2 separate regions of the Homo sapiens genome follow, and region 2 is linked to region 1. The links are chromatin loops, found by intact Hi-C in ENCODE. Cell type or tissue: ascending aorta. All regions are shown on one strand.

The links. A loop is a pair of places that touch in the nucleus more often than their neighbours do. Peaks named below come from ENCODE experiments on the same cell type or tissue, not always from the same donor. Only the 100,000 strongest peaks of a DNase experiment are listed, where the experiment ranks them.
Region 2: a loop joins it to region 1, with 4 times the contacts of the local background. A loop is called at or near these places in 1 of 110 quality-filtered maps.

Annotation. Positions count from the first base shown.
Region 1 is chr22:24,893,246-24,895,745 of GRCh38, forward strand. SGSM1 (small G protein signaling modulator 1) reads left to right here. Exons shown (of 25, transcript NM_001098497.3): 17 at 186-368; 18 at 1,978-2,046. Among named protein-coding and RNA genes, the nearest start is that of LHFPL7, 52 kb to the right of the region's middle. In ascending aorta, no CTCF peak of the experiment used is centred here; DNase peaks (open chromatin) are centred at 1,096, 1,406 and 1,916; H3K4me3 peaks cover 1,266 bases; H3K27ac peaks cover 2,342 bases.
Region 2 is chr22:25,746,074-25,748,573 of GRCh38, forward strand. All of the region lies in intron 1 of MYO18B (myosin XVIIIB), which reads left to right. Among named protein-coding and RNA genes, the nearest start is that of MYO18B, 5.1 kb to the left of the region's middle. RefSeq lists an enhancer at 1,389-1,683. In ascending aorta, no CTCF peak of the experiment used is centred here; a DNase peak (open chromatin) is centred at 1,538; H3K4me3 peaks cover 914 bases; H3K27ac peaks cover 2,336 bases.

The DNA of each region.
Region 1 (2,500 bases):
CTCCCTTTGTGTCTTCAGAGCCTAACCAGTGCTAGGCATAGCATAGTAGGTGCTCAGTTAATATCTGCTGGATGTTAACTGCGTGAATGTTGGATGGATCAGAGCCACTCTCTTCCACGTTGGTCTGGCCCTCCCCAGGCGCCCCTTTGTTGACACCTCGGGTGACATTGCATCTGCCCTGGCAGGTGGACGAGCAGATTCATGCCTGCTATGCACAGACCATGGCTGAGTGGCTGGGCTGCGAGGCGATCGTGCGGCAGAGGGAGCGGGAGTCCCATGCGGCCGCCCTGGCCAAATGCTCATCCGGGGCCAGCTTGGACAGCCACCTGCACCGGATGTTGCACAGGGACTCAACCATCAGCAATGAGGTGATGGGCGGCTGGCCTCGGGGAGCGCGGGGGCTGGGGAAGGTCAGGGTCTGCTTCATTGGGCTGTTCTAAGAGTGGTGAAGACTGGGTGTCTGGGGCCTGGTGACAGTCTCACCCCTGGCTTTTTCTTTAAGAGTGTGCGGTGACTTTGGAATCAGACCTGAATTCAAACTCTAGTCCCACCATTTAGTAGTTCTGGGGTTCCCTACCAGTACCTTTTCTTCTGGGCCTCAGTTTTCTGCATCTGTAAAATGGGAATAATCAGGTGTAGAGGAGGTTCGTGTACAGTCCAAACAAGACAATGTATATAAAGTGCCTGGCGCACTGCCTGACTTTCATTGATTCAACAAATGCTTATTGAGTATCTACTATGTGCAGGTACTATCAGGAATATCCTGGGATATCAGGAATGTTCCAGTGACCCAGACAGACTGGTCTGTCCTCCCAGAACTTCCAGTTTAATAGCCCAAAGTAGGATCTCAGTAAAAAGTAGGATCTCACCACCCTTGACTGAGGGTGGTGGCTCACGCCTGTAATCCCAGTACTTTGGGAGGCCAAGGCGGGTGGATCACCTGAGGTCAGGAGTTCAAGACCAGCCTTGGCCAACATGGTGAAACCCCATCTCTGCTAAAAATACAAAAATTAGCTGAGCGCCTGTAATCCCAGCTACTTGAGAGGCCGAGGCAGGAGAATCACTTAAACCCGGGAGGCGGAAGTTGCAGCAAGCCGAGATTGCATCACTGCACTCCAGCACGGGCAACGAGCGAAACTCCCTCTCAAAAAAAAGTTAATTTTCTTCAGCAGTGATGATATCAGTCATCAATTGCCACAATAACAGTGTGTAACAAACAACCACCAAAAATCAATGACTTCCAACAGTCAGCGTTTATTTTTGCTCACAACTCTGGGTCAGCTGGCAAGTTCTGTTCTTAACTGGGCTAGGCGAGGCTTATTCTGGCACCAGCTGTCCGTAACTGGTCAACTAAAACATTTGTTTATCTTGGTTGGGCTCTCGTATTTGCCTGGGGTGACTCAGCTGTGCTCCACGTGGCTCACTGCCCAGCAAGTTAACCTGGACGTGCTCTCACGGTGAAAGCAGATGCCACAGAGAGAAAGCGGAAATGCACAAGGGTGTTCTAAGCCTCTGCTGAGTCAAGTTTGTTAACATCCCATTGACAAAAGCAAGCCACATGGCCAAGTCTAGTGTCAGAGTAGGCAAGGACTATGAGGTTATAGGGCAGAAGCATGTATACAGGGATCATGGGAAAAAAAAAAGTGGAGCCATTAATAGAACCAGTTACTCTGTGAGTTGAACTGAAATATTGGCCAGAAGTCTCAATTACAGAGCAGTTAAAGGTGGGGTGCTCTAGTTGCAGAGGTGAGAGGTGGGAACCCAGAGGTCAAAGCGGTCTCTGAAGAGGCTCCAGGAAGCAGGGAGTGGTGCCCCCCTTTCATTTTACAGCTAGGAAACTGATGCTCTGAGAGAGGACTTGTGCAAGTTAGGAATAGAGATGCAACTAGACTTTCTGGCTCCCAGCCCAGCAGTCCTTCCTGCTCTGGGCCAGGGTGCAGCCTCACCCTCCCTCCCTCCTGCTCTTTCTTTTCTCAGTCCTCCCAGAGCTGCAGTTCGGGCCGCCAGAACATCCGCCTGCACAGCGACTCCAGCAGCAGCACACAGGTGACCTTGTGGAGGCCTCGCCCCCTCCCACCCACTCCTCTCCCTTCTGCCTGGGGTCATGGGGGTTGGGTGTCCGTCATCTGTAGGTCACTTTTTGCTTTATTTGTTTTAGCTTTTTATATTAGCATTAAACATTGTTTTTTGTTTTTTGTTTAGTAATGCAAGAAATATATGGATCTATCACCCCTGCAAAAAACTAAAACATTGTAGAGAAAGTCAAAGTCTGCTTTGATCGTCCTTAATCTCTGCCTGCCCTCTCTTGAAATAACACCACTATCATGAGTTTGCTGTGTTCCTTTCAAAACCTTCTGTATGCATATACATACACAGAAATATATAATCTATAGCAATGTTTGGTAGTTGTTTTTTAAATGTGTACATAAATGCCATCATATATGTTGTTCAACAACTTTCCGTTTCAATTGGTGAAAAGAGATAACTCAATCTCACTCCG
Region 2 (2,500 bases), 850 kb after region 1:
ATAATGTAATAAACAACATCCGTTGAGATAATAAATTGTGTGGCATTGTTTCACAGAGACAGATAAGAAAGCTTTTTCACATTCATTACCTCATTTAATCCACTGATGATCAAGGCAGGTAGTGATATAGTCCCAGTTTTATAGAAGAGGAAACTCAGCATCAGAGAGGTTTAGTGACTTGCTTTTCTGCTTGTTTTTCTGCCAACAGTGGATGACTCATTTTTTCAGTTCTTTCCCTGTTACACCTAGTTATTATTCAAAGCAAAGATGATATTGCCCTCTTCTTCTCTTGATGCTCCTTCCCATTTGTCATGATTCTTCCAGACCAGGGTTCTAGACCAGTGTCAGCGTAGACACTATTGACATTTGGGTTGCATATCTCTTTGTTGTGGACCTGTCATGTGCTTGGAAAAATGTGTAGCAGCATCCCTGTCCTTGACCCAGTAGATGCAGGTAGCACCTCCTCTCCAGTTGTGACAACCCAAAATGTCTCTAGGATGTTTCCAAAAATGTCCATTGGCAGGCACAATCACCACTTGGTGAGTTCTGTCCCACACAACTTTCTGCGATGATAGGAATCCTCTGTATCTGTGCTGTCCAACATGGTAGCCATGAACCACGTGGCTCATACAACTGAGACGCTAAATTTTTGATTTAATTTAGTTAGAATTCATCTAAATTTAACAAGCCACCTGTGGCTAGTGGCTACTGTATTAGTACAGCTCTAGGTAGCAACACAGTAGTGGATAGAAAATTAGCCCTTTGAGGCTGGGCGCAGTGGCTCATGCCTGTAATCCCAGCACTTTGGGAGGCCAAGGCAGGCGGATCACGAGGTCAGGAGATCGAGACCATCCTGGCTAACACGGTGAAACCCCGTCTCTACTAAAAATGCAAAAAAATTAGCCAGGCGTGGTGATGGACACCTGTAGTCCCAGCTACTCGGGAGGCTGAGGCAGGAGAATGGCGTGAACCCAGGAGGTGGACCTTGCAGTGAGCCGAGATGGCACCACTGTACTCCAGCCTGGGCAACAGAGTGAGACTCCGCTTCAAAAAAAGAAAGAAAGAAAATAAAAAAAGAAAATTAGCCCTTTGATGGAGCACTCAATCCCTAAAATCAGTCAGGGGAACCTGTTACCAAAAGTCTAACCAGCTTCTTGCTTCATGGTGGCCGGGAAACACTAGGTTGGAAATGGCAAATACTTGGCACAGGTTCCATCCCTAGCCATTCCTATACCCGTGCCAGACATTGCTAGTCAATCACAGCATGCTGTCTTGTTCAGCCCAGGCACAGCTCAGAATGTTTCTCAATACAACACTCTGGGCAGCCCCCAACTACAGATCAGTTGGTGCTGGCAGGTGAAAGAAACATTATTGGCCATCCTGGCACTCAGCCACGAGGCCCATCTGTGAGGTCCAGCATCTCATCAGCCTGTAGGAGTGGCCTGATGACTCACCGGGTGGCCAGGAGTGTGTGGCCAGCCTAGGTCAGTGGAGCAACCATGATACAGAGAGGGGAGAGCCAATGGGCTGGAGGAGCTGAGATTTTTTTTTTCTAATTTCTCATAGAAACACCCACTGCATGATTTAGCAATGGAGGCTGGCAGGGTGGGGTGAGGCTACTGGCTGGTCAGCCACTGATATGCAAAGCATTTGAAGATTTTAATCTGCCTGGGACTGAATCTGAGTCAACCGGGGACATAGCTGCTGCCAAGGACATGGTAATAACGTCAGAAATGGCTCACAGGCCTACGGAGCATCTAGTACTCAAACCGCTCCGTGAAGTGGGTGAGAAAAACTGCATCCCCATTTGACAGACAGAGGAGTTGGTGACCTGAGAGGTTTGACAACAGGCATAGTGAGGCCCACTCTTAGATCTAAGACTTCCAGGGCTGCTGTGGACCCATGGAAATGCAGGAAGCCTGCTGTGTGTACCCTCATCAACCCTTTGCAGAGTGAAATGTCCACTTCTGCGGCAGAAGGCAGGTTAGAGAAGTCCCAGGAGACTGAGCATTGTTCTGAAGAAACTAGGAGCCATGTCCCCTGAGAAAAGGCTGAAGGTGACAGATGAGAAAACTGGGGGCGGATTCCATCATTTCAGTTGGAAAAGGGGTTAACCTCGTTGTCTGTTGTTCCAGAGAGTGGAACTGAGGCCACTGTGTGACTGTCCTGGGGAGGTAGCTCTCTGAGAAGGAAGAAAAAGCATCAGACTTTACTCATTGGGACATGAGGACCTTAGTTCTGCTATTGTCGCTGTAGGACCTCGAGAAAGTCACTTCCCTTCCCTGGTCTATGGATGCCAGGATATAGGAGAAGTAGGTTTTGTGGCTTCTGAGGGCCTTTCGGAGCTCTGGTTCCAAGGAAGAAACACAATTAGAGCAGACTCCAAATGTCCTATGTATTAGTGACCTCCCTGTCAATGGACATGACCAAGAGGGAACTCATTGACTGTCTATCCTGGAAATTCCTTGTGAAGTGAGCTGGGTCTCTGGGGTTTCTCCAT